Regions from separate parts of the Mus musculus genome. Here region 1 is linked to region 2. A link is a loop called in an ENCODE intact Hi-C map of the cell type or tissue named here. Cell type or tissue: left cerebral cortex. All regions are shown on one strand.

What was found. Hi-C counts contacts between places; a loop is a spot of excess contacts. Peaks named below come from ENCODE experiments on the same cell type or tissue, not always from the same donor. Only the 100,000 strongest peaks of a DNase experiment are listed, where the experiment ranks them.
Region 1: it touches region 2 in a loop (2.1-fold over the local background); 4 of 42 quality-filtered maps call a loop at or near these places.

The regions. Positions count from the first base shown.
Region 1 is chr6:93,654,096-93,662,095 of GRCm38, forward strand. No RefSeq gene overlaps it. Among named protein-coding and RNA genes, the nearest start is that of Gm23035, 140 kb to the right of the region's middle. In left cerebral cortex, a CTCF peak has its summit at 3,688; DNase peaks (open chromatin) are centred at 3,693, 6,644, 7,314 and 7,873; H3K27ac peaks cover 638 bases.
Region 2 is chr6:93,711,181-93,719,180 of GRCm38, forward strand. It overlaps Magi1 (membrane associated guanylate kinase, WW and PDZ domain containing 1), which reads right to left. Exons shown (of 24, transcript NM_001029850.4): 13 at 6,060-6,091. Among named protein-coding and RNA genes, the nearest start is that of Gm23035, 79 kb to the right of the region's middle. In left cerebral cortex, no CTCF peak of the experiment used is centred here; DNase peaks (open chromatin) are centred at 4,260, 4,720, 5,775, 6,356 and 2 more places; H3K4me3 peaks cover 2,402 bases; H3K27ac peaks cover 2,047 bases.

The DNA of each region.
Region 1 (8,000 bases), 57 kb before region 2:
GGTTAGAGCACCCACTTATGCTGCAGAGTTCAGACAGAAAGTGCTATAAGAAGTGAAGTAGCATCAAACATGCCCAGTTGTCTGGCTACAGAAAGAAAATCAACAAAGAAAAGTTCCTTAGAAAACAAAACCACAGCCTTGAACCTCTCCACACAGCTTTACCCAGCAGCCCAAGCGTGGCTCCGAGCTCTTACTGTTGGTCATCTGAGTGGTCTAGACAAAAATATTCCACTAAGAAAGTACAGTAAAGGATATTTCTTTTGTTTGGTAGCAAGCTCCATGGGAATTTTATTCATTAGGACCCTTTGGTACTAAGGACTGGAAGCCATCTTGAGCAAGCTACAGTGCTGGAAAGGAAAAACCTAGCATTAGGGCACAGTGGCTGCCTCTCAGAAGCCATGGAGAATGGAAGCTGAGCGTCAAGGAGGAGCTGAAACACAGTCAGGGACTGAGATGGCACTCTCTTCTCTCTTTTGGGGTGTGTGTGTGTGTGTGTGTGTGTGTGTGTGTGTGTGTGTGAGAGAGAGAGAGAGAGAGAGAGATTCACTTTGTTGCTATGACAACTACTATGACCAAAAGCAACTTAGGAAGAAAGGATGCATTTCAGCTGATAGGTTACAGTCCTTGACTGATGGGAATCAGAGGAAATAGGTGGGGCAAACCTCTTGCTCTCCCAGACAACGTTACTTCCAACCAAGAAACTCACCTCACAGCCAAAGAAAGAGATACAGCAGGATTCATGAAGGATGCTGCTTACTAACTTTCTCTCATGCCAGATTATATTCAACCAGCTTTCTTACACAGTTCAGGACCACCTGCCTAGGGATGGTGCCATACATAGTAGACTGAGCCTTCTTACATCAACCAAAAATCAAGACAATCAGAGTTGTAGGCTAGTCAACTCTCAATAATCCTTCGGTAGAGACTCTCTTCTGAACTGTGTCAAGCTGATGGTTAAAGCTAAGATAGTGAAGATTAAGGGTGAAGGAGCACGTTGAATGTCTTCCTTGATTGCATTCCACATAATTTTTTGAGACAAGAGTCTCTTGCTGAACCTGGAGCTCACCAGTTTGTTCTGCTGGTTAGTCAACTAGTCCCAGGAATCCTCCTGTCTCTGTTCAGCCCTAGGATAACAGGTGTACACTGCCATGCCCAGCTCTTTAATGTGGGTTCTGGGGGTGTGAACTCAGGTCTTCATGCTTATACAGCAATCGCCTTATGACCATGCCATCTCCCCAGGCCCCTGACTGTGTTGGCACTGGAATGTTTAATTATTAACCCCATGTTCCTGATGATAATGATTTTATTAGTCTAGTGTCAGTCTGATGACCACTCAGCTCAGTCATCTCTGACCATAACATGATTCCCAAGTCTCCTCTTTTGTGGTTGTAGGGACACTTGAAGGGATGCTAGAGGCTGCAGGAGCATGGCACAAATAGCTTATAACAAATCATCTCTGGAGTTTTAAGCCAGGACTCCAGTAAGGAACAAAAAGTCTTGTAGACTCATGAACCTCTTGAATCTATGTATTCTTTCAAATTTCACGTTTCCCCATCACTGGGTAATTTTATGTTAATGAGCTAACATGCCAAAAATATGAATGAGAGCTTCCTCCACAAACCGACTTTACGTTAAGGCTCCAAAGGTGAGCAGTTGACTTGGGTAGTTATTAGAAAGGGCAAAAGGTTAGACAAGAAAGATCTATGAAAAATCAATGCATAGAGACCTAACAAGCAAACAGGCACCTCATGCAATTGCATCTAAGCGGGGAACTTGGAGAAACAGTGAGGCTGTGTACCCAGGACTTGCCACGGTAGTTAAGGCTGTTGAGTTGGTATTTAATTCCCCAGAAGTGCCAGTTTGCTACTTAATGGAAAGAGCTGGTTCCATTGCTCATTGAAAGCCCATGGGCACAAAAATTCAGCTTCCAGCTAGGCTAGCACAATCTCTGTTGGTGTGCTATGAAGCAGTACATGCTGGGGACAGCTAGGGACTATGGGGAAGGAACCACACAGCAACACTGGTAGCAAAAGCCAACCTACTTTGTAATGGTCACATTGGGCTAGGGGGGTGTCTCAGCCTGTAAGTGCCTGCTGCAGAAGAGTTCGGGTCTAAGCTTTGATCACCAGCACCCCTATAAAATGTAGAGCAGAATACAAAGCTATAATCCCTGTGCTAGAGACGTGAGCCCTTGCAGCCAGCCAGCTTCCCCAAAGTGGCAACCTCCAGGTTCAGGGAGGGACTGTCTCAAAAAATTACGGTGGAAAACAATTGAGGAAGCACCTGTATGTTTGCACCGACATGCACACACACACTCATAACTATCAACCTATACAACACACCCAATCATATCAGGAGAACACAAGTCGGAAGCAATGGTACCAGTGAAAATCCTAGTATACCAATCCCAGGTCTGACGTGCTGGGGAAGATGAGGAGGATGGGTTTAAGCAAGCAGGAACTGTAAGAGAGGTCTTTAGGAAATGCAGATAGAAATCAGCAAGAACGACTCTGGGAAGACATGGTTTCTGCTTTCCCTGAATGGTTAGAAGTTTGTTGGAAAAGATCAGGTATCCCAATCTAAGTAGAAGACTCATGCTGATACACGGTTTTCTTAGACTGCCCCCAGTACTTGGGCTCTGCCAGGGAGCCCTTCTGAAACGTCCTTCAGGGCTGTGCAATCTAGAGTATATTCTGCATTGTTCCTCGTTAATGAGTGGCCTTTACAGGTCCAAGTGCAGAATCAGCTCAGTGTTTCATGAGGATATTTTGGGAAATAACGGAACCTGGATCATCAAAGGATGGAGTGTAGGATTCAGTGTTGTTACTGTAAAATCCTCAAAGACCCAGGTGATGAGAAAAGACCAAGGCATCAGTATGAGCCGAGAAAAGATGTGTAAAGTGGCCCATCCTCACAGGGCAGGAATCAAAGAGACAGGGGAGAAGGTGTGTCAGAGAAAGCTAAGGCTTGTTCCTGGGCTCACAGGAAAGCCTTTCCAACTAAGGGGAAACTCAGAGAAGTCATGTTTTCCTTAGCAGGGGTTGCCAGATGTGACACAGCAGGTATTTTGGGTAAATAGCCAATACTTTTTTTTTTTTTTTTTTTTTTTTTTTTTAGTATGCATCCTATGAGAAACATGAGTATGACTGGACCCTCTGCGTTTTCACTTGCTAAATTTGGACGTTCAGGGTCCGGGGGAAACTAGAAACAGAGATACAGGCCTCATGTGGAGGGAGGAGTTTATAAGCTGTCACCCAAGAACGCACAGGACATGACTCATGTGTCTGGGTCTCACGTCTGACTGCACTTTAGAATCGCCCAGAGAGCTTTGAAAAAATAAAGTGAAAAACGTCCTGATTATCAGCACTGCTGAGCTAATTCATCTATCGAGCAGTCTAGGACATTTAAAGGCTCCCACGGTGATTCTAATCCCCCACAAAGTTTAGGAACTACTGATCTAAGCCGGAGAAAGAGATGAAGTCACTGATAGAGGTTGAAAAGAATGCCCAAGTTGAGTCCCTGCAGAGCAACTAGTGCTTCCAAGGTACACAGGGACAAGGAGACAGCAAGGGGAACAGAGAGTGATGGTTTGGGCTTCACAAACAATCCACCCAAACCAAAGGGAGCCAGGGAAGGACTCACCCAGGGCAGCCCCAAGAGAAAGAAGAATGCAGTACTAGGCAGCTGCTGGTAGGTGGCGCTAGTGGGTTCATGGTCAAGGAGTCTGCGTGGAAGCCAGTTTTCAAGCGCTGGGAAACATCCCCTTTATCTGAAAAGAGACAAGTGTGCTATCTTCCCTATTCAACTCCTTTGGGGATGAAAGCCAAGTGGGAAAAGGGGGATGCACAGGTTTGTCCTGGCTTGAGATGCTGAAATACTACAGCACTAACTTTGAAACAACTGGGGGATGATTCTCATTTCCCAGCTTGGTGACCGTAATCAACAGAGTAACCTCAAGGACTCGTCCATGCTGCTATACGTCAACTGGACAAAACCATACCTATCTTAACAGGTGTTGGAGGATGAGATAGGTTCCAAGCACAGTACCTGACACACAGTGGCAAAAATTGCTTTTTGCCCAAATCAAAAGGAGCTTGCAAGTGCAGCAGATAGTGGCTATAAAAATTAAGGCTATAAGGAAAAGGAAATTTTCAATTCCAACACTTACACAGCTGCCACAGGCACCCATAACTCTAGTTCCAGGGCATTTGATGTCTTCTTCTGGCCTCTGTGGTCACCAGGCATGCACATGGTACAGTTGCATACAGTTTTCTTTAAGGGGGATGCCATTGGGAGTCTGACCATGCTCCAATGGTCAACACATATTGACTTTTGACTTGTCTTCTTTGTCTTCATTGTCATTTCCCTCCCCCTCCCCCTCCCCCTCCCCCTCCCCCTCCCCCTCCCCCTCCCCCTCCTTCTCCTTCTCCTTCTCCTTCTTCTTCTTCTTCTTCTTCTGGATTGAGGTCACAAGGGAGGACTGTGAGGACTGAGAAGTGAATGTGATCTGGGTTCATAATGTAAAATTCCCAAATAATAAAAAATATTGTGTAAAAATTAAAAATTACAAATGACAATAAGTGCAATGCAAATGATAAAAAGAAGAAAAAGAAGATTTACCTGAGCTCACACCTACTTGAATGCCTCCTCCCTGTGGACTAAGCTTTTATGGCAGGCAGGCACCATAAGGAGGTGGCAACCAGCCATCCTAGCCACCTATGGCACCTGTGAATCCCAGTCACATAGACAGACACATAAAATAAAAATAAATTTGTTGCCGTTGCTTTTAAAAAATTAAATAAGTAAATATTTTTTATTTTGTACTGGAATATTTCTTTATTTACATTTCAAACATAATCCCCTTTCCCGGTCCCCCGCTTCCTGGAGGAATATACTTTTTGTTTTTGTTTTTGTTTTTGTTTTTGTTTTTGTTTTGTTTTGTCTGTTTGTTTTTCGAGACAGGGTTTCTCTGTATAGCCCTGGCTGTTCTGGAACTCACTTTGTAGACCAGACTGGCCTCAAACTCAAAAATCCGCCTGCCTCTGTCTCCCGAGTGCTGGGATTAAAGGCGTGTGCCACCGACCAGCTAGGAATATATTTTTTAAAGGTCAAGTCTGCATAGGGGCTGGAGAGTTGGCTCCATGGTTACGAGCATGCGCTGCTCTTGCAGAGGACCTGAGTTCAATTCTCAGCACATTGGAGAGCTCACGACTATGTGTAACAACAGCTGCAGGGGAATCTCATGCCTATGACCTCTAAGGACACCTGCATTCATACACATCCTTCCCATATAGAGAATTAAAACGTCTGCACGGAAGCTAAAACATCGTGAATGTAAGTTACATGTGTGTGTGTGTGTGTGTGTGTTTTTCTCTCTCTCATGGGAGGGTTTTGAGCGGTCGGTCCCTGACCAGGCTCTGCTCTTTGTAAGAGGGAAAAGGGAAGAGTAGGAGCTGATCAATAATTACAAATGAGCGAACAGGCCGGGGGTTGGGGGTGGGGGCGGTCCTGGTTCACTTACCGCACTTCAGAAGTCTTCCGTCACTACAAAAGGCTTTTAACTTCCCTTGGAGTGTTTTTCTCATCATACAAGGAGACTCTTCAGCTAGCAGTCTTCAATAAGGCTCCTGATTTTTGGCTGTTGGCCACTGCCTACTCCAATTCGCTTGCTCCCAGGGAACTGCTCAAGCAAGTGAGGGGTCGGGCCTCGAGGTAATAGTGTCTAAAAGGTGCCTATTTGCCCAATGATTATAGAATATAGAATGTACTTGTTCAAAGCATCTTGCCAAAGTTAACTAATTAATCCTCAAAACACCCTCTGAAAAGTGCCTTCTGAGTCAAGGGATAGACTTCGGATCTTCAGCCGAGGCTAAAAATTTAATGAGGCCACATGACAGTGTGAATCTATAACCAAACCAGGACAGCTGTGGATGTCACATGCTTTTTTCAGAGAACCCTGGGTGTTCTGACAGAGGAGTTTAACAGACTGTTTTGGGAGCTGTCTAATAAAACAAAACAAAACAAAAAAACAAACATAAAGGAAAATTGATTGATGCACTAACCATTTCAAAGAAGCATTCAAACCAGCAAGTTGGGAGTTAGAGGATGAATGTATGCTTGTCTAAAATGATAGCTTCTACAAAATTAAATTGTTAATATTTTTGAAGTATTTTCCAGTTGCAAGCTCCCTGGGAATTCCTAAAATTTGGCTAAAGGCAGTCTTTCTCAGCCTTGCCACTGCTGGCACTGTGGCTGGCTGATTGCTTACTGAGGAGGAGCTCTGTGTGCCTTGTGGGAGGATGCTGGGGAGCACTGGTGGATGCTAATAGCACAAACCCCTCTCCCAGTATGATAACAAAATATCTCCATCATTTCTACGTGTCCCCTGGCCATCCAAACTGTGCGCGTGTAAGAACTACATACTTGGACTAGATGTCAGGGTAATTCTTCCCAGCTCCCTCCACATCCAGAGAGCCCTGTGGATTTGTAACTGCTCTGACGACATGAGGGGATGCTAGAGAGACACTGCTATCCCTGTCTTTGTCGGTCAGACTCTTGAGACAATAATCGGAAATCCCCAAAATTGGAATTCCCAGGAATCTGATGCTGGAAGAAGAGGAAGGCTGAGCCAGCCACAGCAGGAAATTGTCTCTTGAAAACAGATCTCACAGAGCCCCAGCAGCTGGTCCAATTACCTTGAAGGAGAGGTGGAAGCTCAGCAGACAGAATGGGTCAATGATCGGAGGATCACACCTTGGCAGGATTGCTAAACTGAGCCTATTTCTTGCTCTCTGCTGAAACCTAAGCCTCGAGTCTCCTAAACCTAGGAGGTTGTCTGGGAGGTCACTGGGCTTCTTTAGTTCGTCCTCTTCTCACTCATCATGGCCACATTGAGAAAGCCCCCATTCTTTGCTTTTTACAACTCTTGCTTAATTGGTGTATTGAGGACAGGTGGTCCGAGCCCAGTTCGTTAGATTTACCGAGGGGAGAAATCTTTCATCTTGTCTGGATTGGTACTCTTTGACTCCTATGAACAGCGATTTCCAGAACGTCTCCTGGAAAGGGGATTTGGTGGGGGTTTAGATGACACAAGGTGTCTTGGAAGATCCTCCAAATAGCAGTGCACTCTAGCATGAGGAAATGGCTTCCCTGGACAATGTGGGGGAGGGGTGCTAGGAACAGAGCTGGGGGGAGTCTTCTTGTGGCCTGTAGCTTTCTCCTTCCCAGGTTGGCTGCTGGGTATTCTAGTGCTCAGGGAAGGCTAGCAGCCCACACAGGACATTTCTGGCTTTGCATGCCTCCTCCATCTCTGCATACTCAAATGCCAAATTCTCCCACTCTCAGAGCTGAGAACTCTGTGGGCTGTTGAGAATGAGCAACTGGGGACCAGCCTCTCTACAACCACTCCTCCATGCCTCTGTGTGGTTTTCTCTCTTGCCATGCCCTGCCTGTCTCTGGAGTTAGAAGCCCAAGTTGCTATTAGTTTACAGGGAAATAATCATGCTCTATTAAAGCTTTAAACAAATAAAGGAATTCATCTCATGATGAACATAGGGCTAAGTATTGGCTAGCCATACTATGTGTTAGGAAAACAAATTAGCATTTAGACATTCACATATGTAACTTCTTTACACACAGTGTGTCCACATTGCAACAGAGGGTTCTATAAGGAAACAGTTAGGGCTAAGTGACATCATAAGGACAGGACTTAATCAGACAGAGCTGTTGTCCTTTCCAGGAAGTGACACTAGGAGAAAAGCAGTAGAAGACAGCAGAGAAGTCACTTGCAAGTGAAGAAGTGTTGGAAAATAAATGTCTGTTCCATCACCAACTCCACGGTAGTCTATAGGAGCAACCTGAGAAGACTGATGCACTACAGAATTCAACAGTGAACTAACTGGAACAAAACCAAGCAAACAGAAAGCAAGTACAGGATCCTCTCCAAGCTGAGCAAGAAACACCAGGATGTACCAAGCAGGAAAAACACACAACCCCTGAGC
Region 2 (8,000 bases):
CCTCACCTCACCAGCAAGACCTCTTTGAGGTCTGATTTAAAACAAAATGAGAGGCACAAAGCTGCATTTCTGTCCAACTGTGCCTCTGGGAGTCCCTTTAATGTCATCCAAAGTGGCATCTCAGTTGGAAAATACCAGTGAGGGGAATTTCCAAAAGTATGGAGAATGTGGTCCAAAAACCATACCACAGAACTCTCACTCACTGGCTTGACTTGGTGACATACTGGAGGACTATGGCCCGGTCATCTGGAGGCTTTCTGAATCTGCACCTTGGTAAGATTTAGCTCTGGCTTATGCTTAATTTTAAAACCAACCACATCCCCTCAATTTAAAGAAGATGCATTCTATAATGGAAATCTTAGGGTTTTTGGACTTGTACTCTGTGTGCATATGTTCAAATGTTTCAAAATGTTTTTCATTTTCAATGACATCCTTTATTAGAGTTCAAAACTGGTCAAGGGGAAAACACCATTTATATAAAGCTCTCAAACTAAAATCATTCGGTGTGTGTGTGTGTGTGTGTGTGTGTGTGTGTGTGTGTTTGTGTGTAAGAAAGCTTTACTATGAGCCGGGCGTGGTGGCGCACGCCTTTAATCCCAGCACTCGGGAGGCAGAGGCAGGCGGATTTCTGAGTTCGAGGCCAGCCTGGTCTACAAAGTGAGTTCCAGGACAGCCAGGGCTATACAGAGAAACCCTGTCTTGAAACACCAAAAAAACCCAAAACAAAACAAAACAAAACAAAAAAGAAAAAGAAAAAAAAAAAGCAAGCAAGCAAGCAAGCAAGTAAGCAAGCAAGCAAGCTTTACTGTGTAGCCCAGGCTAAGCACAAACTCTGGATTCTCCTGTCTCTGCCTCTGGAGTACTGGGGTTATAGGCGTGTGCTACCTCCATCTCATTTCTCTAAGTGAGGCACTTGCTCAAAGACAAGCAGCTGTAAGGTTGTGGCTGTAGTCCTGTTAAAGGAAGCCTGTGTGTGCATGGATGAAGAGAAACAGTGCCATAACATGATATCAGACAAGGCCCTCCTGCAGCGATCACCTGCAACATATTTATTTGCTCGACCAACAAATACAAATGAATAATCTACACTGTGCCAGACAATAAGAAAAACAACAGATAAATAAAAAGATGTTACCTAATTGCCTGGAATTTATATCCGAGTATAAAAGTATGTGTGCAGATGGAGATTAAATGAATCAAGCATTCAGAATACATTTAAAGCAATGTACCGCAATGTCCTTTGGGTAGCAGGCTTTATGGATGGGTGTAGAGAAGAGTATTTTGGCAATGGACCCAGCTTGGGCTAAGTCCTCACACAAAATGTGAGCTTGGACTATGTAGAATGAATAGCGATTGGATGAAGGAGCTGGACATGGACCTAGGAGCCAGAAAATGCAAGAGCCTTGTGTGGTACTGTAAGCACTGGCTTCATTCTTAACTTTAGAGCAAGAATCCATTTATGCACTCAAAATAGGAGTGCATTAGAGTTAATGTACTTCTGGGAAGTTTGGTCAGGCTCCTAGGTTGGGGACAGATATAGAGAAAAGACTGGGAGCAGATGGGCTAGTGTGAAGTTCACTGTTGCTCTGCACTGAGATAGCTTCTACTGGGACAAAGGTATGATGGAGGAGACACAATGCTGACCAGGGAGAGAGGAGGGAGGATAAGGCACCTTAGACACAAAGCAGCAAGCCCCCAGCTTAGAGACACTGCATTGTCCTCAAGACAGCCCAGCTTGAGTTCATGGTCAGGGCGTGTGCTATGCACCCAGACACGTCACCCATGCTGATGTCACTGGGCTGAGATTTCTGAACTAAGATTTTCATTCCTCAATCTCAAATCTCCACCAACTTAGAAGAAGAAAATGGGCTTAATTTTAAAATCTCCTTAAGAGTCCTTGGCCATGAACTTGTATCACAAAGCCTTTTAGAATGAAATTGTACCTATCTCTCTAAAATGAATGATTCTCTCATACTACTTACTGTCAGGTCAGGGAAATTGGGAAGGCGCGGTGGTTTGTATAAATGGAAATGGGGAAAAAATTTACCTCATCAGGATTTCACAGAATGAGTTAGAAATGGAGGCTCTTATGAAGTAAACTGAAAATATTTGCTCGGGAGAACAAATGAATACAGACAGCACTTAGGAGCTTAGATGATGGAAAGAATTCATGTGGCTTAAAGATGACAAATTGATCCATTTTAAAGCCAAATTATTTACAGTTGATGTATCTGCCAAGACCCAAGGCCACTGCAGCGATTTGCATGGACAACAGGAGCAGATCCAAGTGCGGCTGAGGTATGAGGCCAAGGTCATCAGAGGTGTGAAGATGCCCAGAGCTCCAGCTTCTCTTCCCTCGGCCTCTTTCCTATATCTCTTGCCTCTCAATCAAATTCTGTCTCACAGATGGGTGAAGGCATAGAACACTGGCTGGACAGAAATAGGAAATTTGAGTCACATAAAAATATAAGGAATTTGGCAAGATGGACAGTGTATACTTGTAGAGGCTCCCATGGGCTGTTCACTGAGGTGGGAGGTAAGAGGCCAGAAGATAATTCGAAGTCCACCTATTCCTTTCTTCATCTACGTCCTCACTACTTCTCGAGGCCTGTAGAAGCTGTGACGAGATCATGTGGTGGCTTTGGGATTGTGAAGCCTAGGAGTGCAGTGTGAGAGGTAGATCATGTCACAGAGGGTGATTCAGGCAAGGGGTCACCAGGGCGGCTGCCAGCTAAGAGGTCTTGTGTCCTCCTCACATGTGTTAATGAATGACTCCTTCCAGAAATTTCCTTCAGCATCGCTTACAGGTAAAAGGAATGGAAATGATGGAGTGAAGCTTTCTATTGCTACCTTGAAGACATCACCTCGCCACTGGTCTTAACACTGTGGGTGTTCTTGGCCACAGTTCTTCATTCTACCTTGGGTCTGGGCTCTGTAAGACACTCAACTTAGGTCCTTGTGACTGAGAGCATGAGCAGCATAAGGTATACACTCAGTTCTGCTTCAACTCTCCACACCTGCGCTCAGCAGACTTTAATCCCCACGAGGAGAGGGTCTAGACAGGCCTGTCTATGCTGTGGTATCTATTTCACTCCCCAGTTGCTGGGAGGCAGGGATATTTTCTGTCTTAGTTCCCGGATACCCATGCTATTATTATCACTTAGAAGACAGTCATTAAACATTTCCACTTCCAATGTCTCATTCCAAGTTCCACACTTAGTGGTCCTCACTACTACATGTGCTGAATGACAGGATGGATAAATGGTTGAGAAAGAGGAAGAGAAATGTATGGATGGGCACAAGACTGGTGAACAGGTAAAGAAATGGAAAGTTCAACAATAGGAGAACAGAGACTGTGGGAGGTAACCCAGCAGGAACACGGGTGGATCTGACTTACAATGTTTGCTGTGCAATTTAGAATTCAGAAATCCCTACACTCTCAAGATCTCTGTATGCAATTTGCACTGGCAATTCAAGTTTCTCCTCAGAATGACTAAGTTGGGTTACAGCACAAGTTTTTCAGAGAAGTCTAAAACTCCACAGCAAATGTGTCTTATTTATTTATTTATTTATTTATTTATTTTACTGCAATGTGGTAGAAAAATCTATGATGTAGAAATCCAGGTATTAAATTAATAAAATGTTACTGAGGTACCATCAATCTCCTGCAAGAGTATACAAAACCCACAAACGTCATTTAAACTAAATCTAGTAAGTTACTTATTCAGAGTAAGCTGTAGGGACAATCCAGGAGGTAAAACAACATTAATATGCTAAACCCTTCTGCCCTAATAAAACCTCAACTGCCCAATTATTGAAAACATTAAGAAAGAAAGAAAAAGTATGGGAATACAGGGACCCTGTCCATCATCGGGGGAAGCCAAGCGTGTCAGAACCTCAGCAGGCAGCCAATAGTGTGGACCTGACTCAGATTCTAGTCACAGAGCTGGGGTGGAATCCACAGGGACTACAACCCAGGCACCACCGCTACACCTTTAACTAACTATGCAGCCTATAGAACTGACACTATCTGTCACCACCTGAGCGGCTCATCCAGCACCTGGACACCCAGCATCCCTGTGGATTCCCTCCAACCCCACTGAAAACATCCCACCATCATCTGGCCCGCTGGCAGGGTACCATCCACATTCAAACTGGGGAAAGGGAAACAGCTTTCCACCCACCTGTACAAGCCCCCACTGATCACAGATGTTTGCAATGCTCTCCTGCCAACAGCAGCCCTTGGCTGATAGTCCCTTCATCATGTGCAGCAGCTGCCAGCGTGCCAGCATGCCATGCAAGCTGCCGTCCCTGTCCTGAAGCAGGACCCAGGTAAGGACAAGCCCCAAGCTGCGAACCTGCTCTTAAATCCAGCAGCACACACCCTCTTAGCTTGTGGTAATTAGGAGCCAGCAGACTGTGGGCAAAGCAGTTAAGAGAGCTTTTTCCTAGGAATGCAACCCAAGTAATTGGCTTGTTGCTCACTAATGACATGGTAACTACAAAAATAAACTGCCAGCGAATTCTCTTAACTGACTTCATGAACATGGGCTCTGTGCATGCTCAATACTAGGTGCTAGAGAACACCTTGCTACCTGAAATCTTGCTGTTAGTGCAAAGCCTCCCTTGTCAAGATTCCACAGCCTGTGGGATGTGTAAAACAGGCCCGTGCACCAGCACAGCGTGGCCATGGTGGGGAGAAAAAGGAAAGCTCACACTAACTCAGGCTCAGGAGACACATCTTCCAGCTGCCTTTGATTTGTCTGAGGGCCGAATGGGTTTCTGACAATGACCCAGGGACGGCGATAAACACATGCGCACGCATCTCTGCGCTTTCCTGCCTGGACATTAACACAAACTGACACGGGAAGCAGCCCCCGATGTCAGTGTTCCAGTGGCCACGGTACCGTGCGTGCCATCAGAGCCACACCGATTACCGCTGGTTTTTCTCTTTGCAGAACTAGGGAGTTGCGTTTCAGAACGCACGCAGCCCCCTCCTTAATAAACTTCTGCCTGCTTGCAGACAGGTGGAAAGAATTCGGCTGCAGCAGTCGAAGCTGCAAAGTTTTAAAGGTCCTCTTCCTCCGGAGATGGCACAAAGCCACACATTTCCCCGTTCTCAAATCTTCTAAGTTACAAGGAAGTCCCCCTTCTTCATCCTAATATTAATGACTCGAGGCCCTCCTGCCACCTCGTTCAATTTCACAGGCATTCAAGTCACAGGTCTGGAGTTTTTAAGTAGCATTTTAATTTGTTGTTAGTGCCCTGGGAGTAAAAGCTCATACGACCAAGCAAAACACTATAGCCTCTAGGTTATTAGCCAGCATGCCAAGTAGGTAATGCATCTTCATGGAAACCAGATTAGAAAGGACAGCAAAACATTGATTTTTTTTTTTTTTAAAAGAATCCCATACCTGCAGCATAATGCTGCTAAAGCTAGCAAAACAACAAAGGACATTTCCCTAGCAAGGAAATGTCTTATTCTTAGTGTTGGGCAGTGAACACTGTTATCTGAGAGCACGGACATATACAGGCATAGCAATTCTCCTCTAAACCCATGGGCGTTTGGTTTTGTGAAAAATAATTATTCACAAAATAACTATCGCGTGCATAAGGAAGCTTGGAGAGAGCCGGTAGCCATGTGAACGGCTGCCCTGCGAACACCAGTTGAGAAGCCAGTGAGCAAGCAGGTGGAGCCTTTTCTCTCTCTTCCTCCCCCAAAGGAAACAATAGCATTTGTATCAAGTTGAAACCGCTCAGAAACTCGCCCATTCAAAGGAGTTGCGAGCATCTGTGTACAGAAGCCACACTGCATTATTTCAATCCTCCTGGCTTTTGCATCCTGCTTCTACATCTCTACATAGTTAAAAGACAAACCCCAAGACCATCGATATCAAACGTATTCCAGAACTTAATAAAACGAGCCTAAGCTCCTGGATCCCGCAACCAATCTAAAAGCACATTTAGTCAGGTGAACCCGGGCGGCTTACCTTCCTCCCGATGGGGTCTCCCCGCTTCCCCCTCCCCCTCCAAGCACCAAGTAAATGACAAGTCCTTACCGACTTTGGGCTCTTCTTGGGAACTGGTAGCCCTAGGAAAAAAATGCAACAAAGGGGGTGGGGGGAAGACATCATTAGCATATAAATGTTACCTTTTCTTAAAGAACAATCCCCAGGTGTTTCATGGCCACCTAGTCATCTGCAGAGTTATGTCAGATTTCTCCCCAGCATCGGAGTTACCAGGCTGTTCATATCGAATCAAAGGCGAGGGAGGAGGAGAGCGAGAGGCAGGAGATCTATCTGCATTAGCTATGCTGACTTGTACTGCAGCAGCCTGGAGGCTGGGAAAAGAAATTCACAGACCTCAGCGGCCTGGGAAATTGAACACTTGGACAGAATCTCAAATGCTCTTCTGGATTAAGGGAGACTTAACTTACAATTAAGTTCAGGATATTCCCTTTCCTCACGATCCACTTGTCAACGGAAATGGACCAATCAGAACAGAGAAAGGGGTATATATTTAGTTTTAAAGGACAGCATGGTTAAATTTATTCCCCCCCCCCCACACCTTTCTGTCTTTTTTCTCCCCCCTATGTATTTCAGGCAAAGGAATGCCTTCTTTAGCTTGGATGAGCTCAACACAAAGATGAATGTTCTTTCGGCAGCAGAGGAGGCTAAAATCGGAGCCCGAGTTCAAGTTGGTCTAGGATCCTCCGATCATCAGCACTCATCTTGGTATCTGTCAGTCATCTAAGCAGCCTCCTAACTTGGCTTCTGGAAACAACCTGGGTTTGGACTGGGCTCTGGAGAGGTAAGTATGCCATTTGGAAGGAACAAGGGAAATTTCACAAAGCCGAGAGAAAGAAAAGACAGTTAAGGGAGAAGGAAAAAGGCAAAGGAGACAAAGGTGGTGGCTGAACCTGGTGGGCTGTCCTCAGACCCTGTCCTTATGGGGGTAGGGCTAGAGCCGGAAGGAACCAGTGATCTCATCACTTCTAGGAAAGTGAGCAGCAATCAGAGGGAGGCTTATGGGGTCCCTGTTACCAGACAAGTGTGGGGAAGGGGGGTGAGAAAGGAAAACAAGCACACACTGGTGTTTGAAAAGTCATCTTTTCTCCCACTGCCACCTCTTTATTTATTTATTTATTTATTTATTTATTTATTTATTTATTTTCTTGTTTGAGCAGGCGGTTGATTTCACCTGCACAGATGCCAAAGCTACATTTGGGATGGGATGTCTCTGCAGACACTTCAGCTTGGTTCTGAAAAGCGATTCTGATGTAGCCTGATGGTTTCAACTCTCCGGGAAGTCACTTGTCAGTTCTGAAGCCCTGCTAAATCAGCGAAAACAACAGGAAGCAGTGGGGGCTGGTGAGGAAGGAGGGAGCCGCTCAGATGAGCAGTGCTAACATACACACTGCTGGTGAGGCATGGCTAGAGTCACAGGTCCTCTGAGAAGTTGGGGGCACTGTCTGGCAAGGCTCCTCCTATCACCAAACTGAGGCTACCCTGGTCTGACGGAGTAGCTCTCAGATAAGACCTCATTAAAAAATACAAGTGCAGTCCCAGTGTCCCCCTACCCACCTCAGGGGGGCAGAGACCTGCAGCACTAACACAATTTCTCAGTGTTTCTGAAGCCAAGATAACAGTCTCGTAATTTTAAAAACTTATGACGGAGCAGAAGGAGTGTTACTGTTGCAAGTGAGGCAAATGCGGGCAGGTCACTTTGGAGTCTTTTGCAACTCAGTGTCTGCATTAATAAATGAAATGAATGAATGAATGAAAAAGCAGCAAGGCTGGCTTTTTAAGATTAAGGCAACTAAATAACACAAAATCTTTGAGAGCCTCTGTCCTGGTTGAATTCCAACACCATGTTCTTTCACCTTCTTTGGCTAACTGACATCATCTGTGAAAAAGTGATTAGGATCAGCTGATTTCGATCAGGGGAAAAAAACCATCATTTTTGCTGAGTTAATTAACATATAAAAAGATTTAGGGAAG